Regions from separate parts of the Mus musculus genome. Here regions 2, 3 and 4 are each linked to region 1. Evidence: chromatin loops called from intact Hi-C (ENCODE). Cell type or tissue: heart. All regions are shown on one strand. Region 1 overlaps Lhfpl3 (lipoma HMGIC fusion partner-like 3). Region 2 overlaps Kmt2e (lysine (K)-specific methyltransferase 2E). Region 3 overlaps 5031425E22Rik (RIKEN cDNA 5031425E22 gene). Region 4 overlaps 5031425E22Rik (RIKEN cDNA 5031425E22 gene).

Region 1 (8,000 bases):
TACCTACATTCATTACCTTTTTAACTAGGCCTCCAGAGTGCCGGGATTACAGAAACTTGCCCCCATGCCCAGCTGATAAGGCCCAGCTGTGACAAGCTAGACCATCGCTTAGCCTTCAGCTCAGCCATTTCCTATGAGGGAGCCATCTTGCCTCTAGCTATGTGCTGTGCAACAAATGGCAGTGGGAGTGGGTTAATGCCATTAATGTGGTAATGTGTGGGAGGAAATGACTGCCTGCACAGCAGGCATGACCAGAGAAAACACCAGGCTTTTCTCTGAGGCACAGGAAGGAAGTTCCCAGGCAGAGTCAGCCAAATCCACTCATGCGTGGAAAGCAAGTGAGCTGTGTTGCAGAGCATCAGTGGTCCTCCCTGTCCTGACCCCAGAGACTCATGAAGGACTGCGAGAGTTGTAATGTTATTTCTGGAGTGTGCTTAACTTTCAGTGAGAGCAGCTCAGACCCTGGGAGATGATTCCATTCATATAATTTTGCAATAGAAGAGCTTCCTATTGCCTAATCTCATTAGTGCTGTTTTATGTTCAGTAAATGGGTAAAAGCCAAGTTTGTGATTCAGTAATTTTGAGTGCATAATTTCCAGCACTTACAGTGTGAAAAAAAGTTTTTTCCCCCTAATGTGTGCAAAGAGGAGGCCCAGAACTTCTGAAATGACCACTGGGTAGAATCAAAGAGGCACATTGCTAAATGGGGCCATAAAATAGCAGGCAGGACACCTGGAGAGCAAGCAGCGGCTTCATTCTTTCTTCCAGTTCCTGATAGAACTTTTACATAATTTCCAGTCAATAGCCATCGTTGCTTACATCTCTTAGCTTTGCTCCATTCATTGAACAAATACTAACTGAGTACCCACAACAGGGCAGGTACTGTTCTAGGCATGCAGTGGTGGACAAAAGAGAGTAAATCCTAGCTCTCATGTGGTTCATATTTAAATTGGCAGAACACTAACACATATATGTAATAATAAGGTAATTGAATGTGATATAAAGAAAAATACATTGAGGCAAGAGGATAGCAGCTTATTTAGGGCAGGTGATCAGGGAAGGCAAGGGCATTAGAGATGTGGGGCTGGGCATCTTCCAGATGTGGCATCGTCAAAGGGAAAGGCAGGGGGCATGGATGAAGCCAGCAGGCAGGGGAAAAGAGAAAGGTGTCAGTGTTGGCAGACAGATTCTGGAAGACATTTGGGTTGAGGTGCTGTGCCTTGAATTGCTTTTCTTTTGCATTTCTCCCCAGCTCAAGTCTTGGGTAGTGTGTGTACCTAGTCTAAATGCAGCAGGAAACTACTGGGTTGCAAGAAAGGGAGGTTGGAGGAGAGAGCTGTCGTGAGAAAGGCTCATTGTGGGAGTATGTGGCAGCCAGGCCATATCAGGAAAGGAGGAAGGCAGCAAGGATAGTTCAGAGACAGTGGAGTGGTCTAGGAGAGATGCTGCTGCTTTGGGCAATCTGGTAGTGGTGAGGGGTCAGCTTCAAGATGCTGATTTAGGCTGTGTGGGAAGCCTCAACCTTGGGATGGCCTTGCAGTTGGAAGGCTGAGGCAGGGCTAATGTGAATTTGCAGGTTTAAATGTTTAAGTCATAGGCAGTAGGATTTTGTGAGAGGTTGAATAAGGAGAGAGAGAGGGGGGGGGGAGAGGGAGAGGGAGAGGGAGAGGGAGAGGGAGAGGGAGGAGAGGGAGAGGGAGAGGGAGAGAGAGAGAGGGAGAGGGAGAGAGAGAGAGTGAGAGAGAGAGAGAGAGAGAGAGAGAGAGAGAGAGAGAGAGAGAGAGAGAGAGAAAGTGTGAAAGAGAGGTGAAGAGGGGAGGTAGGGAGAGGAAAGTAAGAGAAAGAGAATCATATAATTACTAAGTTTTTGATCCTTTTTCTTTTGGAAAGCGAAGTATCTGAGCATAGATATAAGGTAGGCCACTAGACAGATATGGAATTCAGGGGAGACTTAGGACTGGAGACACATAGTTGGGAGTCATTACTTGAACAGACTTAAAAACTACCAGATTAGATGAATCCACTGGAGGAGGAGGGAAGAAGAAGGGAGAGCTGAGCGGTGGCTAAGGATTCTGTTGCTGTGATTAAACAACATGACCGTAAACAAGCTGGGGAGGAAAGTTTATTTCAGTTGGTACTTCCATATCACAGTCCCTCATCAAAGGAAGTCAGGACAGGAACCTGGAAGCCATGGTTGATACCCAAGCCATGGAAGGATGCTGCTAACTGGCTGGCTCAGTTTGCTTTCTTTTACATTTCAGGACCAGGTGCCCAGAGGTGGGCATCAGTCATGAGTTAAGAAAATTCACCACAGGCCCATCTGGTGAAAGCATCTTCATAGTTGATGTTCCCTCTCCCAAAATATGACTCCATCTTATGTCAAGTTGACACAAAACTAGATAGCACACAAAGCCCAGACATGGAGGGAGGAGAAACGGCCTAGAAGTAGCAAAGAACATGGGCTTCTGCCCCTCTGTCAATGCGGCAGCTTCAACATCATACAGATGTTTCAGAGATTATCTTGTAGCTGCTTATGAATGAATGAATTATGAATGCTAATTATGAATGCTAATTATGTCCCCCCAAACTCTATGAGAGTATCCGCACATAGCTTCTGGGAACCTGCTTCTGATTGGTCCTAAAGATGCCGACAGCTAATAGCAGGGGAGGACAGACAGAGGCAGGATTTTAGGATTCCTGAGCTTGGGACCAGGAGCAGGAGAGGAAGAAGGAGATTTGCCATATTGGGAGAGGTGGGGGAGAGGAGAGAAGGGTGAACAGCAGAGAGGCATGGCTGCCGTGGGAAGGAGCTGGGAGAGCACGGCACAGAGCACGGCCCGGCTGGGCCCAGGGCAGCCAAGATAGAACATAGAATTAGTAAGTAATAACTCGGGATTAACAGCATGGAAGTTAGGCAGTGGCTCAGCTATTGTGCTGTCTAAGGTATGTTAGAATATAAAGGGGTGTGTGTGTCTTTCATTCGGTAAGGTAGAGCATTGGGGTAGTGAGCCCGCCTCCGGATTTATCGTAATTATTTCAACATTACCTTCTGCGGCACACAATGGAAAGGAGCCCTGCTGGATCCTTTCTCTTCTGCACAGGGCATCAGCACTGATGTGAGCAGAGGGTGGGGTGGGAGGTGGGAGTGGGCACTAGAGGACTTCCCCTCCCCCACTGTTCCTCTATGTCTTACCCCCTCCATGGGTTCCCACCTCTCTCTTCCTGCTCTGTCCATGGGTGTTTTGTGGTTGAATGTCTGCTGGGCCTAGGACAGCCTTGTATGTGCTGCCAAGTTCCAGAACCCATGTTTCCATTCCCCAGGAAGGCTTCCTTCTCTGAGGCCTGGGCACAGATAAGCTGTTTCTTTTTTCTTTAAACATCCACCCCCACACATTTCAATAATTGGAAATTACAGCTTGCAAAATGTCAAAAGGCAAATTCTCCAAAACATGGAGTTTATTTGTTCACAGTTGAGTGTGATATTTTAAGCAGATAATCAGCTACTTTCCCAGCTAACAGCTGGTTGAGAGCAGCCTATACTACATTTTAGTTTACAATATTTTACTATGGTGCACATAAGGTGGCTCGGTGGGTAAAAAGGTACTTGGCACCAAACTGAATGATCTGGTCCCTGGAATTCACAGATTGGAAGGAGAGACCTGACTTCCACAAGTTGGCCTTTGACCCCCAGATGCGCTCCTTCATGCACTTCACACACTCCCACCCTCAAACACAAATACATCTATAAAAGACTTAAAAAAATCCTCTATGGATATAGCAGAGATTCTTTACCATGTGTAAGATTCATTTAGAAAACTCATTAAGTACAGATCCCTAAGTTGTGTCTCTAGATACTTGTATGGCCCGCATGCTTCTGACACAGAAGGGTTTGTGAACATCCTTCGCTGGAGGATGTTGAAGAAGGGAGGAACAAACAGAACTTTGGGGCTCTCTGTGGGGAAGAACTGAGCGAGAAGGTGTCAAAATAAAGACTTTCCAACAAACAAGTACGTCTCAGAATGACCCTGAGGAAGAAGAGAGGAGCTAAGAAGTCACAGAAAGGAATGGAGTGAAATCTTTTCCGTGGTAGTGCTGGTCCACCAGGAACCCACTACAGCTCCACATCTATGGGAGTGCACTGCAGAACTGAGCAGTTAGCATGCAACAGGTATAGTATTGGTAGTAGATCAAGCCTAGGCAGCATCTAGGAATGCTTTGCTCTCTGATGGAAGGAGGTCCTTATCTGTGTTTGCATACTCAGAAGCCAGCCCTGGAACTGAGGCCTCAGCTCAGCCACTGTGTGCACTGTAGACTCCACACAGCCTAGGTATGGAAGCTCGAGAGGAGTGTGGTGACTGGTCCAGGTCAGATTCAGGAGAAAGGAGGTGGGTGATCGAGCTAGGCTAGTATGTATCACGTCTCCACCCGTCCCTCCCTTCCCCAGAGGGTTTTGGCGCCCCCTGATGGTCTCTGATCTGGGGTGCAAAGAAGACCTGGCATGAACATTCAAGTAGGAACTGAGTCATAGTTCTGAGGAAGGAAAAACTTTTTCACCAGGATCAAGCTCAGGGATATCACCTGGTGTCCTGAACAATGACAGGAAGCCTCCTTTCCCCCTTCCCCGCTGTGTTTCCCAGCCTCCGCCTCCTAGACACTTTGCACTGGAATTTCCGAAGTACGGGATTCAGTCTGGTAACTAACTAGCTCACTGCTGCACACACCCCACACCTTCCCTCCAGTCAAGGCTGGAGACCCTGCCTCATTTTCACTCATCAGTAAGGGAAACCTTCAAGCCTTCGAACTCCACTAGGCTGTCTTCTATTTTTAACAGCTGGGCTGCAGAAACAGTGGGCTAAAAATAGAACAGTTTGTAATACCGTTCAGCATGGACCCAATGCCAGGAGCACAATTTAAGCTTATCCATGACGAAATACCATTTAAAATCATATTATTTCAGGTGACTACTAATGTCAGGTTTGTCTTTTTTTCTTCTTCTTCTTCTTCTTTTTTTTTTTTTGAGTTCTCCAATATGAGCTTTTTGACAAATACTTTGGAAAGGAGAAAACAGAATGTTGTGAAGAAATCTGCCTAAAATTACCTTGCAATAGTCTTAGCAAAAGCTTTGTGAATGTCCCTTTAAACATTATTTTTATTAGTTTGTGCATGTGACTGTGTGTGTGTATGTGTTTGTATGTGAGTGTGTTTGTCAGAGTTTGTGTGGGTGTGTCTGTATGTGTATATGTGTAGTTCAGAGCACAACTTTCAGAAATGGAATCTCTCTACCTGGGATCCAGATGTCCAACTCAGGTTAGCCAAGCCATCTTCCCAGTCCTGTTAATTAGATTGCTCTGGGTCCTTCTTGTTTCCAGTGTGTAATGAATGAATACAAAGTGTGGCTTATCTCTAGAACACACCACTTCATCACAGTGGTGATAATAATTGAAGCAAAGACTGAACCAGCCTCTGACCAACCTGGAAATTTGGTATGGATCGCTGAGTACGACGTTATTTGCCTTTTGCACATTATGTGATTGCAAGACTTCTCCGAAGCTTGTTTAAGTTGTGGCAGTGGGGTGGTGAGGGGAGGAGGACTCTCCTGATATAAGTAACTTTGATGTCACCATTAAATATGTCTAAGACTTCAAAGGTCTTGGTTGAGATGGATCTGTATTGTCTGAGATTATCTGGGAGGAATTAGCAAGCAATTAGCAGTTAGGTGGTTTCACTATGGACAGATTCACTTAGATGTGTCTAGTGATCAGGCAGGGCTCAGGACCAAAGTTCTAAATGCAGCAGGCATTGCTATTTTGCATCTGAATGTAGGGAAGGTAGCAGAGGGTGTGAGGACTTGGGAGTGGGAACAGACAGGCACTTGATGTGGCCCAGGAAAGATACTCAGAAGGTGACCACATGCAAACTCTCTGCACTAATGTGGAACGACCATTTGCTTTGTAAAACAGAAGGGAGAATTCACTAGTTACGTTTGGGGCAATGAATAATGATCCTAAATCCTCAAGTGGGTCTGAGACCCCCACCCCCGCCACTGGAGTAGAGAACAAGCCCATGTTGTCACATATGCTGGGGAATGTTGCGTGCAATTTTAGAAACACGCTTTGGCCTTTGCCCAGGACCTCTTCCCTTGCTCCTGCCTTAGCTCTGAGACTGGCTGCTGCCAGCCCCTCTCCCGAGAAAGCTGGGAGTTTTCCTTCACACTCCACTGACTTCCTCTTGCAAGCTGCCAGCCACCACCCTGACTTTTTTCTTTCTCTGCCCAACTCTGCTCCATAGATGAAAAACATTAGCCAGCTTTATTATTTTAGAACTTGCCAGATAACACATTTGCTGGGTGCAGGATCTCCTGACTTAAACTTATCAAGTAATCTGTTAGCTAATCTATATCAGCCAGCCTCTGCAGGTGGCCGGCCAAGGCCACTGGTTCTAGCTACCCTAAGATCTTACATGGTTGTTGTATGCTTCTTGTTCCAAAGCCTGGCCGAAAAAGTCCCCTCCTTTGAGTCTCTTTTTCTCCCGGGACCCAGAAGTCCCACCTTTACCCTTGGACTAGCAATTGACTCTTGCCTTCTTTATTGACACAATCAAGACCCAATTAAGGAATTCAGCACTTCCCCCTACAGGGAAGTACTCCACCGCTCAGCTATTTCCCTAGGTAATTTTTTTTTTCCTAGCTTTCTGAGACTGACTATCAGGTAGTTGGCCCTTCACTTACCATATACTAAGGATGGTCTTACACTGATTCTTCTGTTCCTACCCCACAAGCACTGAGAATCCAGACATGCGGATCTTGATTTTTGAGACAAGGTCTCAATATGTGGCCCAGGCTTTCCCTAAGCTCCCAGGCTAGCCTTGAACTGATGATGCTCTGCCTCTGCCTCCTATGTACTGAGATTACAGGCTTGTGCCTTCATGCTGCACTTCTGGGAGCTGCTTGGTACCCATTCATTCGAAATGAGAAAGAATTACTTTGTGCTGAAGTCTTCCTTTTAGAATAAAGACACTCTCAAGCAGAAAGATGGCTTTGATAATTTCTCTCACTTCTTTTTTATAGAAATCAAATATTAATTAAAGCAAATAAATCAGATTGCAATTCTGGAGTAATTGTGAATTGCAGTATCAAGATGAAATGCTGCTTTCCAGTGCTAATTGGTATCATTTGTGATTTGTCCAAACTAATTTGATATCCAGAGTCAGATTAACATTTTGAACATTCTAATAAGAGACTTATGGAAATGAGGTTAAAGCAGCTGGCATCTATTTTTAGGTGACATTTCTTGGGAGACCTACCACATGTCTGGGCTTCCCCCCCCCCCCCCCCCCGTCTAAACAAAACTGCAGTGTTCACCTTGGTAAGGCAAGATCCATGAAGTTTTCCTCAGAGTTCTCTACATGCCTCCTCCCTCCAGCTCCCCATTCCCACAGTTCCTCCTTAAAAAGCAAACTAGACTTCACCCCAACACTCTGAAGTCAAATAAAATTGCCTGTTAAATGGATTCAATGAAAGATCTTGCTGGGGCTTCACCTCCCACCCAACAGAAGCAGTTTGTTTGCACATAGAATTTCAGTGGAGATGTAGGCTGAATGCACTCGCAAATGTGGATGCATAGGATCACACATACATATTGTTAAAAGTCTGAGCTTAAAGATTGGTATCCTGGTTTCCTTTAGTGGGATCATCTGCTGTAATTTTTTTCTTTTACTAACAGTTTGTTTACCTGACGAATGTTTCTTCCATGAAACTGAGCTGAATGTCAAGCATGCTGGAGAGTCTCATTTCCATACATACCTTTGCAATGGTTTGAAATGGACTTATTCAAACCTTAGACTGCCCAGGGCTTCAGTCTGAATTGACTATGCAAGGATTAAAACTCTCTTTAGCATATTTTACAGGGTAAAGTGAAACAGGCTGATTCAGGTGACCCTGTTCAAACACTTATTTACTTCAGCCCTGCCTTGATGTGTGTCTTTCTGTGACTGTCTAGTGC
Region 2 (8,000 bases), 240 kb before region 1:
TTCTTCTATATACCTTTGTAGGACAAAGCTATTATATGTATTATTAAAAAGAATAGCATCTTTAGGAATTCATGTTATTTTAGTACTAAATGATAAAATGCTGTAAAACTCAACTTGTTTTTTAACAAATACTTATATTTTAACATTTATATTTACATACTTAACAATTAAAAAATGTGATATTTGTGATTGAGAAAAGAATTTAAAAACTCAAGTACTTTCCATTTTAAAAAGAAACTTAATTTTTTTCCCCTTCCAAATGTGGGTAAGCAATATATTTATTACTACCAAAAGCAAGTATCCACTTTATTTAAGGCAATATAGTGCACAGTCTTTGAATGAAACATTATAGTGATATTTCAAACAAAACCTGTAATTCGCTGGCAAAGATATTTAAGAGTCTGCTACTGACTTATATAATCCTGAGCTTACAGAATTCTTTAAGCAATACTTTTCATTGTTTAGCAGCCTGCCTATAAAACTGTATGAAATTAGGTAAGAAAAAACAAAAAAAAGGTTTAGGCCCCAAGTCACTTGTTTCTATGTGTTGTCATTTACTTGGACAAAAACATCAGTCTAAGGCTATGCTATTACTTTTAAGCTGAAAAACTCAAGTTGTTCAAATTCATATGCGGTTTCCTGTAAATTGTCTCATAATTCCGACAGTAATAAAATCTGATGTAACACTGATCTTCCTCTTAAATACAAGGAGCTACAGTGAAATAAATGGCTTAATGTAGAAGGGTGTTTTGCTCTCCCTGGAGCCCACGTAGTGCAAGAGGGAACTGACTCCTACAGCCCCGACGTGTGTATTCTGTGAAAACACTCTTAAGTCTATATTCCTAGTACATTCTAATGAAATCACAATTTTTTTCCTATTTAATTCTTATCATCTACCTAAAGTAATTATAAAATGTATAAACAATGAAGAACTGGGGTGTGGCTCTTGGGTAGAGGGCTTGCCTGTCATTCACAAGGCCCTGGATTAGATCCCTAGGCACGGGAGAGAGGAAGTATGTTAACCCAGTTTCAGAAACCTTAGAGAAATCATGAACTACAATACTAAAGGTGTTCATATATTTAATCTTCATAATACAAACTGAATTTTCTTGACAATTTGGTACTTCTCAGTCTTAGGCAAATATCTGCAAGTGTAAACATGACACTGCTTAGCTCATCATAGGTGCAGGTTGAGGCTCTAAGGCAATCATTCAGCTAGGAGACACTTGTTGCAAATGGCGTTACTGTCGTTAGGACGCATACCTTCTTTGTTTTGGGGTACTTTGTGGGACACTTATTAAGTGCTGGAACTTCCGCTTCAGGAATTATTTCTGCTACTGCAGTTTCAGTTTCTGGTTCTATAGCAAGTACAGTATTTTCAATCTCGTTCTGTTGTGACAGAACTTCGATGTCAGGAGAAGATGGCGGTATGTCTGAACACATGCTGACAGTTCTGTGTCTCCGACGCTGCTGTCCAATGTGAGTCCTACTACGAGAAAAGCTCTTTCTCTGCTTAGTTCTGTTCACTTTGGCAGCGGCTGGCTTGATAGCAGTTTCTTCTTTTACTTGTTCCTAGTTCAAAATACAACAGTGGGACTTCTGATGTTTATAGATAATTATGTTGAAATATATATAGCATTATCTACTTTAAAACCTAGCTTTCTGGAATCCTTTATGTATTTTAGGCTGGGTAATAGTGGTGCACTCCTTTGAACCCAATACTCGGGAGGCAGAGGCAGACAGAGCTCTGAATTTGAAGACAGCTTGGTGTCCAGGGTAAGTTCCAGGAAAGCCAGGGCTAAACAGAGGAAACCCCGTCTCAGAAAAAAAAACCAAAACCCAAAAACAACCAGAAAGTATGTTTTCACGTGTGCATCGTGAGGCCAGAGGCCAGCCTGTGGGGGCTGGTTCTCTCCTCCAGCCACAGAGCTGCTGGAGAAAGTCAGTAGGCATGCAGCAGTGTTACTGAAATACCCAACTTCTGGTAATGAAACAACTCAACACTTTATATTGGAAGTCAAATATAATCTCGTTTCAATTCTAAATTCCCCATAGGGTTTGAAAATGCTTTAAAAGACTAGTAATTAGGTATTATTTAATATTCTTGGGCTCGTGAGATGGTTTCACTTGCACACAAGCCTAAAGACCAGTTTGAGGCCCAGAACCCATGGGACTGAGGAGGGAGAGAAGTGACTCACACAGAGTTGTGCTCTGCCCTCTATGTCCATGCACACAATAGCATTGAGCACACAGCCATCACTTTTATCATGGAACTCTACTGTGTAGAGACTTTAAGGCACTAAACTTGGACAGTCAGGGTGATTCCAAAGGATGATACCTGCACCACTTCGGCATCGGCGATGACCTGCGACTCTTTGCATTCAGGCTTAACTTCTGTCTTAGCTGTGCTGATCCTTTCCAAAGCTTGTTCTCGTCTTTTCTCTCTCTTCTCAAGTCTGGCAAAAGCCTGCAAAATTGCTTCCATTTTTCTTTCTTCTCTTGTCTAAGGAATGTAAATTTGAAGTAAATGTCTTATTCCAAACAAAAATTCTAAATGCCAAATGTTCATGACAGATTTTAAAAACTGCTGTGATAACTATTAGCATAACAAGTCTATTGTTGGTAGGTATGGGAACAGATTACAGCCACTCAGCATGTGTGAACCCCACACTTCATCTCAGTGAGCCGATCTTAGTGTATGCCAAGAAAGGACGATACAGCAAAACAAAACAGCCAGAAAAAAAGAAAAAAAAAAAAACAACAACAAAAATAGAACTTATTTTCTTTTACGAAACCAAAGATTTCAATACACAAATTTGCCTTTTTTAAAAACAAAGACTGAAAATTCCTAAGGAAAAAATATGTTGAAATGAAAAAATATATATGCACTTAAGGAGTCAGGCATATAGTCTTAGGTTCAAACCATGATCCTACCAGTAATTTTTAGTAAACAGCTCTGTCACCTTCTTAGGAGTGTAAAAGCATACAATACTTAAACACTTAAGACTGTCACTGAGTTCAAATAGAAAACATGAGGCTTTTAGAAAGTGGCAGGCATTCCAAAAACAAAACCAGTAGCTGTCATTTCTTTCACCCTTTTGCCCTCCATTCCAAGTCTCGTAAGGCACTCCGCTACCTTCTGCTCCTCCTTCCTTACACTGACACTCTTGGGTAGAGAATATTAAGAACAAGACCCAGAGCCTTGAGCAGAGGGCCTGGCAATGCTTCAGCTCTCAACCAGAACCAGGAAGCAGGTCCATCAACTGTCCAGTTCTCCAAATGAAAGAACCAGGTCCTGAGGCTCAGATCCATTTGTCTTTCCTCCTTCATTGTCATCGATGTGGGGAAGAAAGAAAGAAAGATCAGAAACTCAAGATCTGGCTGCCATACACTTCGCAACACTGGAGTGTCAGCTTTAGTTCCAGTAATTACTGGAAGAGATTTAAGCATTGATAGATAACTGTTCTTACTCTTTCCTGTGTTTGTAGAAAACATATTCAGTAGGGAACAAAAGATGTTAATGCAGTGTAGCTAGGATTGCTTTGTAAGGAGTTTCTAATTTTCACCCTTTTGATTTTACACACAGGAAACTCAGGGCCACAGAGGTAAGATTACTTGTTCATACATTCTGTGTTCTTAAAATCTAGAATGGGTATTCAAAACATTAAAGGTTTTACTTGTTCTCACCAGAACTGGAATTTTTAAAGAAGATTTCTTTCATGTATATGAGTGCTCTATCTGCCTATACGCCTGCACGCCAGAAGAGGGCATCAGATCATTATCTCAGAGGGCTGTGAGCCACTATGTGGTTGCTGAGAGCTGACCCAAGACCTCTGGAAGAGCAGCCCCCAGAACTGGAAATTATAAAGCCAAATTCTCAATTTTTTTGTTTCTACTTTTACCTTTAAAACATGACCTCCATAAAAACCTGTCTCTGTATATTAAATTTTTCTAAAATGCACCATTTAGAAATCTGGATTTCACAAAAATAATTCTTTGTTTTGTAGGCTAAACTCCCTTGAAAACAGTGTAATAACTACATGTTGATTAAACCAAACACTCCTTCATAGTCTTTAGCTAGTACTCCCCCATCAAAAAAATGGCATATTGCCTTCTGTTGATGGAACAAAAAATGTACATGTATGTAGGTGACTCAAAGTTAGGGCCTTTGCATAAATTATGAGTTTCCTGACTGCTAATTTATCCATCTTTCCAATTAACTGCTGATAACAAAGCACAAATTTTACATTTCTACATGTGTTTATCATATAGCAATAAAGTTGAAAGCACCAAATTCCTAATAATTCCTCTAGCTGAGATTCATCTTAAAGTATGTAGATGTTTAAGGATAAATGATTGCTTACTCAAATTTTAAAAATTAGCAGGTTTTTGTTTTGTTTTGTTTTGTTTGTTTGTTTGTTTTTTTTAAAGACATGTAGTCTATGTAGTCCTGGTTGTCTTAGAACTCACTATGTAGACCTAATCTGGCCATAAACTCTGAAATCAGTATCCCTCTTTCTCCTGAGTATTGGTGCCACCATGCCTAGATTTTATTTATTTTTAATTGTGTTTAATGTATGTGTGCTCTGATGCACATCTGAGCCAGAAGAAGGCATCATATTCCTTGTATATAGCTGCTGGGAATTGAACTCAGGACCTCTGAAGAGCAGCCACTGCTCTTAACCACTGAATCATCTTACCACCACCCCCCTCTCCCAGGTTTTCTAGTCATCACTGTATCTAATGCAATCCTTGATACATGGTCATGTGTAAAGAAGCAACCATTTTACTGATCTATCTGAAAAATATGTTAACTTGAGTTTATAGGGAACTGGAGCTGTTGATAAGAGATAATGGGTATCGTAATTAACCCCTTATAAGACTACTTATAGCTTGTAATGGCTATAGTTTAGAACTGTGACACAAGCCATGGCTTTATCCTGAGCCCAAAGCTACTTCATTATCTGTGAGCTGGGAAACTGACAGATTCCAATTCAGAGCTGGATTTGATAACTGCTTTAGATGTTAACCAGAGTATGTGGAAGTATCCCATGTGACCGACCACCCTGGTTCACTATTCTTGTGATATATCTTAGTACATTATTTCTTAGTATTACAATTTCATGTAAGCAGGAGGAAAAAAAAATCTGCTTTGGACCTCTCCCCAATTGAGATGTGCTTTTGATAATTTAAAATGTTTAACTGTGTGTGTGCAAATATGTGTGTCTGTGGGAAGGAGTGGTATGCATTTCAAAGTGCTGTGTGAAGGACAACTTGGAGTCAGCTCTCGCATTCCATGCAGGCCCTAGAGATATTACTCAGAGTCATTAGGCTTGGCAGCATATGCCTACACCCACTAAGCCGTCCTGCAGTGGGAAATAACCTGTACTGATTGGGCTATCACTCATCTGTAGCTTTCCAGGTGAGCTTAGTGTTAGAAGTAGCATATGTTTCTCCTGCTCTGCTTTTCTACCTTGCTGTCTATCATGTGCCTTTTCTTAAAATGATCCCTGGATCTCAAGAGCCGTCGACCTGGCCTGGAGTAGCCAGAGTACAAGATGAAGAGCGGCTGGGGAAACTGTTTGTATCTCTGCAGCCTTCCAGTCTCCTTTCCTCAGACTCAGCCCAAGGGCTGCAAATATTCCAATAATAAGATATCCCCATTTTAAAACTGAGAAACACAAAACTGCATGCAAAATAAAGGAGATGAAACCGAAGAGCATCTACTGAAAACAAGACTTCTTATATTAAAAATACAGTCTCCCCCCAAACCCCCTTCAAACAGCAATCAGAACTAATAAATGAGCCAGGCAGTGGTGGTACACACCTTTAATCCCAGCACTCAGGGTGGGGGTGGGGGGTGGGGTGGGGTGGGGTGAAGAGTAGGGATGGGATCCTGGTAGAGGGGGGAATCTCTTATGAGTTTGAGGGCAGCCTGGCCTACAAAGGGAGTTCCAGGTCAACCAGGGTTGTTAAATAGAGAAATCCTGTCTTGAAAAAACAAACACACAAAAAAAACAAGAATGGTAACTTTAAAGATCACTTAGGCTATTAATAATGAAAGTCATTCCACAGTAATAAGCCTTGCTTACATGTATTCCCATTTCCTCTATCACATGAGGGTCCAGTGCCCCCCTCACAGTCCTGTTGACACTCATGTTTCGCTATGACTACTTTCTATGAGAGCTGATCTGCCTTCTCTAGCCACCCAGTACTTACATAGTAAAACCTACCCACATAAACAGTCAGGTCTCTATTAAATGAGAATTATGTTCTGCATAAAGCATATATGTGGAGGTGTACTGGGAAGCATGTGGAGGCTTTGTATACGTTACAAGGTAACTAGAGCATAACCATTTCATTTGGCTTGGACAGACTATAGAAAATAAACTTATTCCTTTCTGCCATGCATTTTAACAAAAATGGTTCCTCAAGGATAAGAAACTGAGAAAGGTTCTTAGCATCAGTTTCACCGTGCAATAAGGAGAAATGTGAGAGAATGAGATCCATCCTAAGTCTATCATCAGATGACTTTCCTGATAACAAATTTGCTCTTATACTTTAATATTAAAACCTGGCACATTGTAAACAGGCTTGCTAAGTTCCTTCACTTTTAAATGCATAAGTAACAGCATAGATTCTGAATAATAGTGTTGTACCAGGGTGCTTGTTCCACAAAATAAGAACGAGGAATGTCAGAAGGGTCATCATGTACCCCAAAAGTTGCAAGGTATTCAAGTGCAGATAAGATGAATCAATAGAATTAACCTAGCTAACTATAACATAGTTTTTCACAGACATCAAATTAGACATCTATGGAATACTGTGTGATGTGGAGGAAGGCTGAGGAAATTGTGAGAACTGTGTATAATCTAGGTAAAGGCTACAGATATTAGCTGATGCTTCACTTAGCTCAGAGCTTACCTAGTCTAATTGGGTGTTGTCCATTTAGTCTGCTCATTACTAAACTGCTATTCTAAAAACCATGTAATTTTTCTCCCCTTAGCAGTGGGGTTATGACATGAGTTCTCCTAAGGAGTTTATGTTGGTTATGAGAACTATCTGGCTTGGACATTTGTCGCCTCACTGATCACCAGGATTCATTAGATATATCTGAATGCTTAGTCTAATGTCCCCTTCCTTCCAAGCCACTCCAGCTCCATGTGTGTGCCTCAAACTGTACTCAGTTAAAAAGGTAGATGACATCAGATAAAGCCTTTGACAAGGGTAGGTGAGTAGGTGTGCTCCCGTGTCAAGAGTTTATGCAACAAGGATAACAACTCTGGACATTCCTGGCTGGCTGTCTGGCAAGTCCAGAGACCTACCTCATAACTTCATGACTATCCTTTCATTTGATTCTCAAATTTCTGTACTAAATGTGAACACCATCATGATTTAACTGGCTCCAGTTTCAGCGATGTGACTGTAATAGGCCATGAAAGCATCAGGAGGCAGAGGCAAATGGTTGTCAAGAAAAGTTCCAAACAGTTTCAGCTACATAGACACAGCATGCACCATACCCTCACGTCTAGAAACAAAAGACAGGCTGGAGCAATGCTTCAGTGGTTGGGAGCACTGGGTGCTCTTCCAGAGGACCTGGGCTCAATTGGCAGCTCACACTTCTTTACATGGTAATTTTTCGGGTGGTGGGTGTAGTAGATCAACCCAGGCCCTTAAGAGCTATGTGAGTGCTCTATCTCCAAGCTGCCCTGGGGACCTCTAGTTTACTCTTCTCCTCTCCTCATCTCATGGCAATCCTACGGCTTCAGCCCTGCAGATCCTGAGGTACAGGGATGAGTCAGTAGACTCTGCTGCTAAAACTGACTTACAACCTCTTTTCTGGCATTTATACTGAAGAAACCTTTACAGATAAATCATGAGGGGCACAGCGCTGTTGTTCTAGTAACAGCATGAGCACAAACATGGAGGCCACTAGGTCATGGTGGATTGTCAAGTTTTGATACATAACTGACTTTGATATTATGTACCCTACCTGACTT
Region 3 (8,000 bases), 130 kb before region 1:
CCAGGTACCATGCCAAGACTGTATAAAAAATATCATGTGATCCTCTCTAATACAGGGTAAGTACTATTATATATATCGTAAGGAGGAGGGCATCTTAGAGAAGTTTAGTAACATGCCCGGGGTTGAACATCCAACAAGGGCAGATACAGTCCGAGAGATCACAGCGGTGCAGTAGGAAAGTCTCTGGCATGATTAATAAACCACAGCTAGAATAATAACCAGCTAAGAGCTTTTACTTGGTGTTTCTTGTGTGCCAAGCATCATGTTGCTTTATGCATATTATTAGGATCTGTAAAGATTCCCCCTCACTCCTGACAGTTCCTCCATGTGGAAGAACTTCTGCTCCAGCATTTCTGACTTATTCCACTCCGAATTAGTGCTTCCCCAGGAAGAAGAATCAGGCTGGGAGAGGAGTGATTTCTTAATGGTGATTTGAGGAGAGGACTGGGAGCCTGTATCTCAGACTCCCTTCATCACATAGCAGCCAAACTCTTCTCCCTCCCGTGGTTACAGAGTGAATTCCTGGGGTTGGGGGGTGGGGAGAGGAGAAGAAAGAGAGGAAGGGAGGAAGGGAGAAAGCTGAAGCACACAAAATCCCAAGACTGGGAAACAAAATGAGTGACAAAGAAATTATACAAGCGGCTTCTAGTCCCAAGTGTTCCTTCTGCTCTGAGGGGAGGAAGTGGGGCTCATCAAGGTGGTAGAGGAAGATTTGGTATCCATGAGATGGTCCAGTGAAATCTGAGGAAGACAAGTGCATACACACAATTTAACAAGGAGGAAACGGACAGAGTGTCTCATAATAAACTTAAATTAGAAGAAGAGAAACCTGAGAAACAGGACAAGCTTGTGGATGAAGATACAGGAGACTCACAAGCTGGTACTTAACCAGTGAAGGAGATGCTGCCGAAGACCTGCTGAGACCCAACTAATAACATGACCAAATGAAATCATTCTTTGATAGTATTGCTTATGGTGATACTGGAGAAAGGAGCCCGAGTTAGGCTGAAGAAAGGTTAGATGCTGAAATGTTCGGAACCCCAATTTGTCCAGATGGTGGCCATGGAGCTACCAAGGCAGAGAAGTGTTGGCTTTCATATGGCAGGGTACGTGGTAGTGGCCGAGGAGGGACCATCACTGCCCCTCAAGTGGATTCAGAGGCATCATGGAGCAGAGAGTGCAGATTTTGACTATAGGAAAGATAATAAAGTCACCTCCTAGTCTACAGACAAGTTCCAGTCTCTGTACCCTTCTCATTCTGTTTGGAGATGCTATAATATGAGGTAGCTTATTTCAGCAGTTAGGGTGCTGGGTGGTAGACAGCTTTGTCAGTCAGCTATACACACACCGGTAAATAAACATTTTATATAGTTGTAAAATTTCATTCTATTCTGTTGCCAAAGAAACATTAAGAACTTTGTATAGCTTTTTAAAAAGCAACTACGTTTCTTTTAAAGAGAATAACTTTTAAAGTTTAAAAGAAAGGTGTGTGTGTGTCCTGCCTGTCTGATCTTGGCAGTTCTTTCCTGTTCAAGTATACTAACTTCGAGTCAATGATGACTAGGCTTTGACAGCGTCCTCTTGGCTTCCTCTGCGTCATCGTCATCGAAGCCATTTGAATGCTGACTTTTCCCCCTGGGCTTGCTAAGCCCAGTCCCTAGGGGACACAGCCATTTGAAACTCCCTGCGGTTTGAATGGGCTGGCCCAGCTGGCAGAGATCTGCAGCTGTGTTGCCTTTGGTTGCGTGGCAACGCAGCACCCCACCCATCTTCTGTTCTCAGAGCTGAAGATCAACACTGCTGAAGCTCTGTCTGCTCTTGCTGTCTCACAAGGACCGGAAGAGGATGAAACACCAGTCAGTACCGGGGGAATTGCAACGGAAAAATATTTTTCCATTTCGGTCAAGTCGCCATCGGGAAATCATTCAGACTCAATATTGAGACTGATACAGGGCGGTGAGTGGCATTTCTTGAGCAGGCTTTTCTGTTTGCAGAGAAATGCCCGCCCTTTGCGAACAATCAGCACCATTCAGCCTGGCAGGGTTGACGGAGCTTGGGGCAGGCCGCTGATAGATTTCATCTGCTTCTGAAACTCCGTGGTTTCGTACAGGAACACTGAAAAAGAGACTAGAAACAGGAAGTGGAAAAAAAAAACATTTCTACCTAATGGAAACTACCTTTTGTTCATCTGCACCTGCATTCCTGTTAAACATTTAAATTAGCGCAGGTATCTACTTTTCTAGGGACTATCCCCAGATGGTATGTACCCTAGAGGGGCTTTGCCTCTGATCTGGAATCTTCCTGTCACCATAACAAATCTCTCATTCTCTTTTCGCATTCCTCAGAAAAGAAACAGCTTGCCCATTGCCAGGAGGAATTAAGATCAGAGTCAGGGCAAAGTTCTAAACCAGTCTCCCCCTCCCCCACCCCTCCCCCTCCCCCACCCCCACCCCTCTCCCCTCCCCTCTCCCCTCCCCTCTCCCTCCCTCCCTCGCTTTATTTATTTATTTATTTATTTATTTATTTATTTATCTATCTATCTATTTATTTATTTATTTATTTATTTATTTATTTATTTATTTATTTTTGTGGCAGGGGTCTCTGTAACATAGCCTGGAACTCAGCCACACAACTGAGGATGGCCCTGAACTTGTGTGAGCCTCCTGACTTTCCTTCCTAAGTGCTGGGATTACAGGGATGCCCTTGTGCCACCATGCCCACCCAGCTCAGAAGCTCTCTTAGTGTAATTGTTGAGTAGCTCCCGAATAGTAAGGAACTGAGATGTAGTTGCCTTTGGTCAAGGAGGGGTCAGAGACAAGAGGAGTAAGATGATGACGGTTGGAAGATGTATGTCCGAGTGCACCACAGGGAAGCCAGGCTCAGAACTCCTTTTCACTCTGGTCCTTGCCTGCATCGACCCTGCTAGACGCTAGCAGATACTTTCTCACTAAGGTGGGGGAGGGTGGCTGAGACCCTTGATGGCACTGTGCCCAGAACAGAAAATGTGGTTGTTGGCAACTATATCAAAGGGCAAGGCTCTGCTCATTTAGAAACCTTTCCACCTCTGCTTACCAGACCCCATAACCTAGCATGCCCAAGGCCCACAGAAACTTTGGAACAATAGGCTTTGCCCCTCCTGTCAGTTATTTATTCATTTATTTAATTTTTCATTTTGAAGACAGGATATGGCTGCTCTTTTAACGTGTGTGAGTTCAAATCCCAGCACCTACATGATGGCTAACAGGTATCTCGAACTCCAGTTTGAGGGGATTTGATACCCTCTTCTGGCCTCCTCTGCTAATGGACAAATGTGGCTTAGACATAAGAGCCTGCAAAAACACTCATCCACATAAAATAAAAATAAATAAGTCTTTGAAAAAAATGTTTTTATTTACTTATGTGTATGAGTGTTTTGCTTACTTGCATGACTGAGCACCACATGTATTACCAGATGCCCAGGAAGGTCAGACGAGGGCATTAGATTCCCTGGTACTGAGTGCCACCATGTGGATGCTGAGAATGGAGCCTATGCCTCTGCAAGAGCAGCCAGCACTCTTAAGCACTAAGTACCTCTGCAGGTCCCCACCTTCAATTAAAAAAAAAGATTTACCTTTATTTATATGTGTGTTTGTGTGTGCCTGATACAGATGCTGAGATCCAAAGTCCAGGTCTCTGCTGCAGCAGTACTCTGATACACTGAACTCTGATACAGCACTACTCTGATACACTGAACTCTGATACAGCAGTACTCGGATACACTGAACTCTGATACAGCAGTACTCGGATACACTGAACTCTGATACAGCACTACTCTGATACACTGAACTCTGATACAGCAGTACTCTGATACACTGAACTCTGATACAGCAGTACTCGGATACACTGAACTCTGATACAGCAGTACTCGGATACACTGAACTCTGATACAGCAGTACTCGGATACACTGAACTCTGATACAGCAGTACTCTGATACACCGAACTCTGATACAGCAGTACTCTGATACACTGAACTCTGATACAGCAGTACTCTGATACACCGAACTCTGATACAGCAGTACTCGGATACACTGAACTCTGATACAGCAGTACTCTGATACACCGAACTCTGATACAGCAGTACTCGGATACACTGAACTCTGATACAGCAGTACTCTGATACACTGAACTCTGATACAGCAGTACTCTGATACACTGAACTCTGATACAGCAGTACTCGGATACACTGAACTCTGATACAGCAGTACTCGGATACACTGAACTCTGATACAGCAGTACTCGGATACACTGAACTCTGATACAGCAGTACTCTGATACACTGAACTCTGATACAGCAGTACTCTGATACACTGAACTCTGATACAGCAGTACTCGGATACACTGAACTCTGATACAGCAGTACTCGGATACACTGAACTCTGATACAGCAGTACTCGGATACACTGAACTCTGATACAGCAGTACTCGGATACACTGAACTCTGATACAGCAGTACTCGGATACACTGAACTCTGATACAGCAGTACTCGGATACACTGAACTCTGATACAGCAGTACTCGGATACACTGAACTCTGATACAGCAGTACTCTGATACACTGAACTCTGATACAGTTCTTCAGTACAGAGCCATCTCTAGCCTCTCTGACTTGGTTGTCTGTGTCTGCAGGACCTCAGGTAAGTAGGTGGCTTCACCTCCGAGGCTCTGAGCATTGTCTCTGTAGAAAGCAGCATTACTCCGTGGGCTGTACCAAGGGTTAGGATGCTGAATCCATGGCAGGACCACCTGAACAGGCCTGGGGGGAGCTACTGTGGCCCGATAATCATTCTGAGCTGAAGGCATCTAAATCCCCCATCAGCCTGAAAACAGAGCCCCTTGAAGAACTCAACTCCTCGTTGAACTCCCTTCATTGTTTTATTAGACAAAGGAGAAAGAGGCAATTTTTTTTTCATTTTTACAGCAAATATTTTATTTTATTTTTTTCCATTTGCCTAAGAATTTTATTTTTTTTAATTGGGTATTTTCTTCATTTACATTTCAAATGCTATCCCAAAAGTCCCCCATACTCCCTGCCCCCCAAAGAGGCAATTCTAAGGATCCTGATGGCTTCCTTACTTTTCTTTGGAGTCTTCTCTGTCTTCAGAAGGGCTTTCTGAAGCATTGCCACAGCCTTCTTCTCTTTCCAAACACAGAACTAAAACTCCTTTTCTGGAAGAGTTTTCAGAGTCTCAGGTGGGTCAACTCCTGGCCAACCCCACATGGCTGACCAGCTACCCCACCTAGCTGTTGGCTCTTTGCAGCCTGGATGCAGTTCCTATCATGACCAGGGAATCTCAGAGGACTTTGCCCTTGGAAACCTGTGGCCTCTGATTTGAAGTGGGCCTTTCTTTGGAGGCCCTTGTGTTTCTCAGGGCTCCAGCATTAGTTACTTCCAGAAAGTATCACAAGCCAGGAGGGTGGTGGGCATATGTAGTCCCAGCTATCAGGGAGACTGGAACAGGAGAGTGGCTTGAGGTAAGGAGTTTAGGTTGATGTGAGGACTATAGCAAGACCCTGTACAAAACATTGGAAATGAATTATCTCATGGTTCTGGAGTCTAAGAGCTTAAAAATCCAAATTCTAGCAGGGTTGAAGGTAAATATGTTTCAGGATTCTCTTCTAGTTTACTACTCCTTGGCATATAGATGGCTGTGGGTGTGTTCATATCTTTCCCACAAATGTATATCTTTGTGTCTGAATGTTCCTCTTCTTATGTGATCGGTAGTCAAATTGAATTGGCATATGCTCGATTACCTTTGTAAAAAGACTATTTTCAAATGTTAACTAGGGGGTAGTGTTTCAATAAATGGACAACCCATAACAACAGCCTAAACACAGGTATGCAGCCTTCTCTCGCTCCTAGGAGTCTGAGTGGCAGATGGACCCTAAGTCCCATAGAGTGATGCCTCAAGTGCATAGGGGCTGGAGCTTGCAGGAAAATTGGGTGATAGCCAACAGGGCCAGTCGAAACAGAATTTCCTGGGGCTGCAAGCAGAATAGTGACCACTAAAATACAGACTCAGTCCTTTAAAAACTGGTATTCAGCAGGTGAGAGAAGACTTTAATTAGGCATTAGAACACACGTGGCATATATATATATATATATATATATATATATATATATATATATATATATATATATAGAGAGAGAGAGAGAGAGAGAGAGAGAGACTTAATTGTGCAAGAGTATTTTATTTTTTTTGTGTATACTTCTTTCTTTAATTTGTATAATTTTCAAACTTTTTTTAATTAGATTGTACCTGCCCCCCAGCCTTGAGCAGCCCACCTAGAGGGTGGAGTCTTCTGACCTTGGTGGAGTCTATTGTATGCCGCATCTGCAGCTTCCTGTAAGAAGCCACTACTTGCTGAGCAGCTGAGTTTTCCTTCCAGATGAGATTCTGGCAAAGTAGGGGATAGGCTCCCCACCCCCGCCCTTTAAATTCAGACCTTAGAATTAAAACATTGAGCCTTGATCAGAGAACTATGTCTTGGCTCATTATTTCTCTCGCCATCCTTCCCATCCATCCCCAGCTTTCCTTTCAGGAACCCAGTGACCTGTGGCCGCTGGCAGCTACATTAGATATTTTCTCTATTTACATCTCAAATGTTATCACCTTTCCTGGATTCCCCTCCCAAAACCCCCTATTCCACACCCCCTGCCCTTTGCTCACCAACCCACCCACTCCTGCTTCCCTGTCCTGGCATTCCTTTACCCTGGGGCATCCAGCCTTCTCAGGACCAAGGGCCTCTCCTCCCATTGATGACCGACTGGGCAATCCTCTGCTACATATGCAGCTGGAGCCATGACTCCCACCATGTGTACTCTTTGGTTGGTGATTTAGTCTCTGGGAGCTCTGTGGGGGTCTGGTTGGTTCGTATTGTTGTTCCTCCTATAGGGCTGCAAACTACTTCAGTTCCTTCGGTCCTTTCTCTAGCTTCTTCATTGGGGACCTTGGGCTCAGTCCAATAGATGACTGTGCGCACCCACCCCTGTATTTGTCAGGCACTGGCAGAGCTTCTCAGGAGGCAGGCTCCTGTCAGCAAGCACTTGTTGGCATCCACAATACTGTCTGCGTTTGGTGACTGTATATGGAATGGATCCCCAGGTGGGGCAGTCTCTGGATGGCCTTTCCTTCAGTCTCTGCTCCACACTTTGTCTCTGTATCTCCTTCCATGGGTATTTTGTTTCCCCTTCTAAGAAGGACCAAAGTATCCATACTTGGGTCTTCCTTCTTCTTGAGCTTCATTTGGTCTGTGAATTGTATCTTGGGTTTTCCAAGCTTCTGGGCTAATATCCACTTATCAGTGAATGCATATCATATGTGTTCTTTGGTGATTGAGTTACTTCACTCAGGATGATATTTTCTAGTTCCATCAATTTGCCTAAGAATTTCATGAATTCATCATTTTTAATAGCTGAGTAGTACTCTATTGTGTAAATGTTCCACATTTTCTGTATTAATTTCTCTGTTGGGGGACATCTGGGTTCTTTCTAGCTTCTGACTATTATAAATAAGGCTACTATGAACCTTATAGTATAGCATGTGTCCTTATTACATGTTGGAGCATCTTCTGGATATATGCCTAGGAGTGGTATTACTGGGTCCTCAAGTAGTACTATGTCCAATTTTCTGAGGACAAAACTGATTTCCAGAGTGGTGGTGCCAGCTTTCAATCCCACCAGCAATGGAGGAGTGTTCCTCTTTCTCCACATCTTCATCAGCATCTGTTGTCACCTGAGTTGTTGATCTTAGCCATACTGACTGGTGTGAAGTGGAATCTCAGGGTTGTTTTGATTTGCATTTCCCTGATGACTAAGGATGTTGAACATTTCTTTAGGTGCTTCTCAGCTATTCGGTATGAATCCATTTGGTTCATAGTGTCTGTTAGTTTCAGTGTGTCTCTGTTTAGTTTGTGTTTCCCTGGTCTGTCCATTGATGAGAATGGGGTGTTGAAGTTCCCC
Region 4 (8,000 bases), 160 kb before region 1:
GATGGATGGGCTCAACTTTGAGATGACTGAATGTCTTTTTAAAAAGTGAATTCTTTAGAATATTCAGCTATTCGTGTTAGTGGAGGAGATCCAGAGACCATCCCACGGGACCTTTAATTCACTGTTCATTTGCACTTGGGGTTATGAGACACTTTGGTAATTAACATTTTAATATGGGTGTGCCTGTGGTTCTGGAAATTTACAACTGTTTACAGCAAATAACAAAGCTACCCATTGAAGATGCTGACTGGACTGGAATGCTGTCTAATGGCTTTTCCAGCCTCCGGACCAGCTCAGGCCTGGAAGCTTCTAGCTTTGGCTTTGCTCGAAGCTTTCAATCCTGATGCTTTGCCACTTTTCAGATTTCTCCTTTGAAACCCAGAGGAAATGAAACAATAGCAAGTTCCTCTCCCTGGGATCAAAGAGTGCCTTAGCTAGAGGTTTTGAGGTGATTCTCAGAGCCATGAGCTGTATTTGGCATTCAGTTTTTAATGGCAGTGAAGTTGAAAAACAACCATACATAAACTGTAGTTGCTAATGGAAGAGCTTGAGATAACCCATCTTTAATTTATGGCTGAAGATTATAAAGGAAACCCTTTGATACCCAAAAACGTCTCACCTAGAACTCTCTGGCCAGTGAGCAACCTCAACTAGGAAAGCAAATATATTTTGTACTCCTGAGACCCAGCCCCCAACATGAAGATTTCTGTTAAGTTGCTGCTGGATGGAGGACCTGCTCTTCTAATAGCCACCTAGGTGAGAAATGATTCAGCACTTTGACCACAGCCTGCTGAATGGTTCTGAGTTACAGGCACCCGGGTAAGCTGCGCCCCACAGCCCTGACCCACGAAAACTGGGTTAAGTATTTCAAGATAGCTTTTAAAGTGCTGCTGCTCCATAGTTTATCTTATCTTTGTGCTATGGCTTGGGCAATTACAACCACCAAATTCATTTGAGTTATCATTGGCATGTGTGGCTTCAGTTCTCCACATTACCTAAGAGGCCAGGTAGCCAGAAGACTCAACCTGGGCAGCCTTCCTACATAAACCTCTTGGCTCCAGATACATGAGTTCTGCATTGTGTCTGGAGAAAGAGGTGGTGGTTACAGTCAGGAAAAACTGGAAACTACGTGGCCAAGTGTATACAATCTGAAAACAAGATGCAATCAGTCTCCTGTGTCCTTCTCTTCCCTGTCACATCACACACCACAGACTCAGGAGACACCATTACTGAAGTAGAACAGGTTCTTGTGCCTATCGACAAAGGAAAGCTTGATTAATTGAACTATACATTCTTTCTAAAAAAGCACATTTGTTTTTAGGTCAGGAGGTCAGAGCACTGTTCTGTTAAATGTTTATATCTGGTATTACCTAAAATATGTGTTGAGGCCGATGGCATAAGGTAGAGGCAGTCAATGGCAGAGACTGCCGTCGCTTTCAACACATGGATTTCATTTTGCAGTCTGAGTTGGTTCAGCACCGGCTCTACATTGTAACAGGGAGAAGATGGAAACACTCCTTCTCTGTCAGAATGGACTGCTTGCTCCATTCTTCTACTCCCACCTGGCCATATCTAGCTACAAAGGAGGTGGAGAACTTGCGTGACCATGCGCCCACCTAAAAAGTCTTATTTAGGAAGAGAAGAGCTAAGAGTGGCGACGCCCCCTCGAAGTTTCAACTGCACGTGAGGCGCAGGCTAGAGGATGGCTTGTTGAGACCAGCCTGAGTAACAGAGAAGGCCCGGGCCCAAGAAAAAGCAAGACACGGATAGTTCCTTGGGAAAAAGGCCACAGTTCTCAGGCTTGCCACCTCAGACATGCCTAATCAATAGCTCAGAAGTGCTGACTTAGAAGCACAAAGAAAAGGGTTAAGAACTGGAAGTCCTCCTACTTTCTCTTAATTTTAGATAGCTTAGTAATTATTTTCTTGAGGAGGCTAGAAGGCTCGGAGGTTAAAAGCACTTGCTGCTCTTGCAGAGAACCTTAATTTGATTCTCAGCCCTGACATCAGATGGGTCATAACTGCCTGTAAGTCCAGTCCTAGGGAACCCAACACCCTCATTTGGCCTCTTTGGGCACCTGCACACATGTGATATACACACATAAACATGGATAAAAATGAAAAATCTTAAAAGAATTATGAAACTGTGGAGAGGAGGGGGTGGGGGAGGCGGTTCTCTGTGTAGCCCTAGCTGTCCTGGAACTCACAGTGTACACCAGGCTGGCCTCCTGTATATGGCTGTGGTAAGTGGCCAGTACTATTGTGACATGCCTGGAGTAAAGATAGGACTTTTAACCTGTCATAGAGTTGAAAGTAGAAACTGGGAAATTTGGATTTTTGGATTCTATCTCTTAACAAATAAGCATTTTTTTTGCTACAGCCTCAGCTTACAATGTAGCCCAAGCTGGCCCTTGGATGTGTGGCAGTCGTACCTCTACCTCCTGAGCACTGAGATTATAGGTCTGTACTTTTAAATTCTCTAAAACTTTGTAAATTTGAAATCAGTTGCTCATTTTGTCTGTGTGTTTGTTGTTTGAAACAGTGTCCTGCTGTGTGGCCTAGTCTGGCCAAGAGCCCAGCACCCTGATCCCAGTGTCCTGGGCTCAAGTGACCTTACCACCTTCAGTCTCCTGAGTGGCAGGACCACATGCAGGCAGCAATGTCTCCAGCTTGGAAATAAGTTCGTTTGATCTTTCCAGCCCTGCCCTTGTTTTAAGATATTTGGGGAAATCAATTAATCCTTTTTACATTTCATTAAGTACTCTTGGGTACCCACTGTGTAGAGTATATCAAAATCTGACCCACCCCAGCTAGCATACATATGTGAATGGTTACTGTAAAGGAGGGGCTACCAACTGCCCATCACATTCCCAGGTCTTTCACATCTGCATCTATCCACTCTGGCAGCCTGAACTGCTGCTGTTGTGCCCCTCTGCCTGTGCCTCACACTCTGCTAGCCTCCCTCTGCTGCTTTAGGAATCAGTGTCACCGAATTTTATCTTGTCCCTTCTGTTTGTCTAACCTCCAGCAGGGAAGTAGGAAGACAGATTTGCAGAAGTCAGTAAGGAAAACGACTGTCAAAAAAGCACAGTTCCATTTCTAGATCCAAGAAAAACTTCCTGTTTTGTTAAGGGCCCTTCTTAGGAGCGGAAACTAGCGCTCTCCAAAGAAAACCACAATAAATAATTTCACCATGTGTCCTGTGTGTTTAGCAAGACTTAAATCCCAAGAGAAATGTGAATAAGAAGAGAAACCATAGGACACAAACCGCCAGCTTCCTTCCCTCTCTGCCACTCCCCGAAGGAACAGTGACAACTCCGGAAGCAGAAAGGTTTTAGGAGAGCCTAGCAGGGGAACCCGGCACAGCCTCAGCAGCTCACTCAAGCATGTCGTGGCTCAGATTGCTCAGACTTTCTCTACATGGAGTTTCCCTCTTCCCAGAAAGTTCTAGAAAAGCTGCCATTTGACCTACACTTCCATTCAGTAACAACAGTTACTGGCTTACCACAAGTTTGTATCTTGCTTTTGCTACATGATCTATCCATCCTGACTGGAGGCAGTGTGAGGTCAGTGACAAATGCCAGAACCCTGCTTATAGACCCTGCACTTTGTAGCGCTATCTGTGGAGCTTTCCGCCTCCACCATCCTGGCCATAGGAGGAGAAAATTCATACACGTTACCTGTGTCTTGGCCTGCAATTGGTAAGAGTGTCTTAGTGGCTGGAATGAACAGATGAAGGGGATGGGACAGGCAAGGAACCACAGGAATATGGAATGGGGGAAATAGCAGTGCCTCCTCTGCAACATTTTAAAACTACAGGCTGGGGCTGGCGAGATGGCTCAGCAGGTAAGAGCACTGACTGCTCTTCCAGAGGTCCTGAGTTCAAATCCCAGCAACCACATGGTGGCTCACAACCACCTGTAATGAGATCTCTTCTGGTGTGTCTGAAGACAGCTACAGTGTACTTACATATAATAATCTTTAAAAAACAAACAAACAAACAAACTACAGGCTTACAACATGTTACAGCAACAGGGGTCCCCATCAGATCATCTCTGTTTTACCTAAGATTCTCAACTATTTTCTAAGCATCCTAACAGACAAGCCTCAGGTGACTATCAGTCTGCCCCACTTAAGGGTAGAATCTATGGAAAGGTTTTATCCATGAGCAATTCTACTCCTTTTCTGAGTTTAATTAGTTAATTAATTTGAGTTTAAAATAAAAAATTTGCTGCTCCAGAGGAACTAACAGTTCAATACAAGTCTGACCTAGCCTCTTGTCTCTGGAAATACACTGAGTAGTAACTGGGTTTTTGTTGGTTTGTTTTTGTTTATTCTTTTTGAGCCCAGAGGTCAGGTATGATGGTACATGCCTGTAATCTCTGCACTCAGGTTGCTGAAACAAGAGCTCACTGCTGTATGAGGCCAGCCTTGGCTACAGAGAACGATCATCTCAAACAAAACCAAATCTTAAATCTACATTAAGTGTTAACATGATGACAGTATAAATCTAAAGAGTTGAAGTCAGTGAGAAGGTCCACTAGGCACTTGCAACGTTTGCCTGCTTGGTCAGTTCCTTCCCAGAACCCATGTCAATTTGGAAGAGAAGTGAGTGCATGGGGTGGTCCTCTGATCTCTACACACACACACACACACACACACACACACACACACACACACACACACACACACATTTCCCTCATGCAATAAAGATAGATGAATGGATGGATGGACTGATGGACAGGTATGTTTTAAACTGGAGACGGTTACGCGCAAAAGGCGGCACTAATTAGACTCAGGGATTAAAGGATAAAGAATAAATGGATGTGAGGTCAGGAGAGAGGTGTTGGGGATTGAGTGGAGGTGGAGGGGGTAGATAGGATCAAAACACATTGTACACATAGGAAATTCTCAGAACAAACAAAAGAGATTGTTTTAAACTGAAGGCTTGTTCACAAAAATTGTTCAGGATAGATGATTGAAGCCTCCGCTCACAGTTGACTCACGCCTGACTCCTGGTGAGGGTTCCCATGCCAGGGGGGGAAGCTCTGAGTTCATCACCATCATCTGTTACATAAACACATAGTTCATATGGGAGTGACAGTGCTCCCAAGTCCTCCAGCCGACAGTCTTATCCAGGTCTTAACCTCACTTTGGAGACACTTTGTCATCCCCCAGAAAGGCAGGAGAGTAAAGGAAATGCGGGCAAGTTCAAAGCAGGCTTGCTTCATAGGGCGGGTCTCTGCTCTTTTGTTTGATTTGGCCAGTTTTGGAGCTGTTTTGGGACACATGAGGTTCTCTAGCCAAGAAGCCTTTTCCAGACCCGATTTCCCCTTGGAATGACACAGTATCCTCCTTTAAATGTGGCAATTGTAAATTCCTGCCTGGGGAGTAGCCATTGATTTGAATTGAAGCTATTTGAATAAACCTGTACTAGGTTAACAAGGCTGTATTGTCCTGCAGCCTCTATTGAGGTCTACTATCATCATTTCTGATGACATTATATCCCCTCACCCAGCATTTGACTGCAGAGGAACACCTCTCTGCATTCTAGTTCTGCCTCTTTTACTTGCGTGTAATAGAAACCTCTTCTCGCCGTTTTATCAACACTGAGCATGAAAATCCCAGTCTCAGGGCTTTTTGTTTTGTTTTACTCTTTGTTTTCCATCTCTGATATAATTCTATGCCTTAGAGGTTTCTCAGATTTGAGGTACCCAGAATAGTACTTCGTAAGTGTTATGTACATACAGAAGGGCACTCAGTACACTCACAGAAGGTAGAATCACTTCTTTATTACCTGTGCACATTCTAGTTACTAAATGGATCACAGGAGCCCAGGATTAAAACAGCAATAAATCTGCGTCATGATACACTCTCATAATAGCTTTGGGAATTTTTTAAATGTGTTTTTATGGGATTGAAGAGATGGCTCAGCATCTAAGAGCTCATGCCTACTTTTGTAGAGAACCCACGTTTGATTGCTAGCAGCCACATCCATTGGCTCACAACCACATCTAATTTCAGTTTAAGGGATCTGTTAGCTCAGGCCCCTGGTATCTGTAGACATACACTTGTATATACATATACATATATTCACACATAAGTAAATTAAAATCTTTGTAAACATCTTAATGTGTGTGGGTATTTTATCTGCATACATCTGTGCATGTCCATGAAGACCAGTAGTAGGTCATTTCCCCTGGAACTGGAGTTACAGAGGGTTGTAAGTTTTAATATGGGTGCTAGAAATGAAGTCCTGGTCCTCTGGAAGAGCTGCCAATACACTTAACTGCTGAGCCATCTCTCCAGACCCTAGAGTATTTTTTAAATTAATAACTGAAGACAATCTACATTAATTTCAATTACCCCACCTTTTAAGTTTTTGCTTTTGTGTTGAAAGACAAGACCTCAGCTTGTAACCCTGGCTAGTTTGAAACTTGCTATATAGACCAGGCTGACCTCAAACATCTGCCTGCTTTTGCCTCTTGATATAAAGAGAGTTGGTATAAAACTGTTGGACTTGACCCCCTTTCTCTTTTTTTCTTTTTCTTTCTTTATCTCAAACTCCAGCCCCCTTTCTATTTTCATCCCTTCAGGGCCCCAGCCTGGCACTGTCTACCTGTAGGGTAAATCTTTCCCCTGGATGAACTTAATCTAGATAATCATCCCAAGAATGCCCAGAGGTTTCTCTTCAGTGATTCTAGATCTTGTAAATTTGGCAATATTAACATAATCCCATCCTTTGTCAAAACCCAAACACACCACTTTTAATCCAGTAAGCTCATGGCTACCTCATAATTCAAAATGAATTCAGTCCAACTTCAAACATAGCCATAGTCTTTAGAAATCTCAACTCTATTTCAAAGTCCAAAAATCTCAGGCCCGTGAGATGGCTCAGTGGGAAAGCACTTTGTTGTGCAAGGCTGAGTTCCATCCCTTTGAAGCCACGGCAGAAAGAACTGCCTCCTCCAAGTTGTTCTCTGACTTCCACGTAGACACCATGGCATGTATGCATCAACACCCAAACACACACACAAAACGTGTTCCAGTCCAAAGTCTCAAGGCACTCTCTTAACTGTAAGTACCTACAAAATCACAAGTTATGTTCTTACAATACACAATGGCACAGAACAAACTTTCCTATTCCAGAAGAACTGAGTTATTGCAGTGAATGCTGGGACCAAAGTAAGATGAAAAGCCTGCAGGGTAAACACGAAGTCCTGCAGCAACATGTCTAGTGTCTGGAATTTGTGATCTGGGTACCAACAAGGCTTTAGAAGCCCCACCCCTCCCAGCATACTCAGCCTCTTTCTTGAGCCGGCTGTACATAGCCATGCGGCTGTCCTTGGCAAATACCCTATGGTTCCAGCATTTCCAATATCTTGGGGTCTTCACTGAAATTTGGGCTTCGCCTTTATGATTCCCTATGATGGCCATGCACGGCCTCCTTGCAGGGATTCCAGTGTTACCGCACGTTGCATGACCTCAGCAGTCCTCTGGAACCACAGTGCAAGGCGCTACGATCCCCTCAACACTGCATCTTTTGTAGCCGCAAAATCATTTAGGTAACACTGTAGTCAGCTTCAGGTGGAATCTGACCCTTTTGGATGGCACTTTTTTCCAGTAGCTTCTGTGCTGTCCCTGGGGAAATATTTCCCTAGGTAGCTGCTTTCTGAGCAGGGCAACCACAATTTCAGTTCAGCCTCTCTCTTTTCAAGTGAATTTGCATTTTCAAATTTTAATGGGTAGGGCCTTTCCTTCTCCCCACGCCCTCCATCCTCGGTGCAGAGTAGGAAGCTCCTCTTTTACCAGTCACAGCCTCTTTTTCTTCAACTTTAAATGTACTTGAGCCCTTTTCCAGGAATACACGGCGTACTTTATCTTCCTGCCCACTTGTTGCTGTTTCTTACTGTAGTTATGAATGAGAGGGGTGAGTGGTCACCATATCACAGCCCGCATGCTTCTCACCTGCCTTGAATTTCCTCCACCAAACAAAATGAT

Evidence for each region. Hi-C counts contacts between places; a loop is a spot of excess contacts. Peaks named below come from ENCODE experiments on the same cell type or tissue, not always from the same donor. Only the 100,000 strongest peaks of a DNase experiment are listed, where the experiment ranks them.
Region 2: a loop joins it to region 1, with 2.4 times the contacts of the local background. A loop is called at or near these places in 3 of 42 quality-filtered maps.
Region 3: a loop joins it to region 1, with 2.5 times the contacts of the local background. A loop is called at or near these places in 2 of 42 quality-filtered maps.
Region 4: it touches region 1 in a loop (10-fold over the local background); 2 of 42 quality-filtered maps call a loop at or near these places.

What each region holds. Positions count from the first base shown.
Region 1 is chr5:23,248,504-23,256,503 of GRCm38, reverse strand. All of the region lies in intron 2 of Lhfpl3 (lipoma HMGIC fusion partner-like 3), which reads right to left. Among named protein-coding and RNA genes, the nearest start is that of Gm17434, 62 kb to the left of the region's middle. In heart, a CTCF peak has its summit at 4,472 (motif pointing left); a DNase peak (open chromatin) is centred at 4,513; H3K4me3 peaks cover 644 bases; H3K27ac peaks cover 2,556 bases.
Region 2 is chr5:23,486,771-23,494,770 of GRCm38, reverse strand. It overlaps Kmt2e (lysine (K)-specific methyltransferase 2E), which reads right to left. Exons shown (of 26, transcript NM_026984.2): 15 at 2,339-2,503; 16 at 1,264-1,572. Among named protein-coding and RNA genes, the nearest start is that of Kmt2e, 56 kb to the right of the region's middle. In heart, a CTCF peak has its summit at 3,757 (motif pointing right); no DNase peak of the experiment used is centred here.
Region 3 is chr5:23,380,820-23,388,819 of GRCm38, reverse strand. 5031425E22Rik (RIKEN cDNA 5031425E22 gene) reads left to right here. Exons shown (of 3, transcript NR_165300.1): 2 at 3,648-4,674; 3 at 6,291-6,518. Among named protein-coding and RNA genes, the nearest start is that of 5031425E22Rik, 49 kb to the left of the region's middle. In heart, a CTCF peak has its summit at 3,507; DNase peaks (open chromatin) are centred at 1,709 and 2,789; H3K4me3 peaks cover 1,043 bases; H3K27ac peaks cover 901 bases.
Region 4 is chr5:23,405,501-23,413,500 of GRCm38, reverse strand. All of the region lies in intron 1 of 5031425E22Rik (RIKEN cDNA 5031425E22 gene), which reads left to right. Among named protein-coding and RNA genes, the nearest start is that of 5031425E22Rik, 24 kb to the left of the region's middle. In heart, no CTCF peak of the experiment used is centred here; DNase peaks (open chromatin) are centred at 280, 3,280 and 5,230.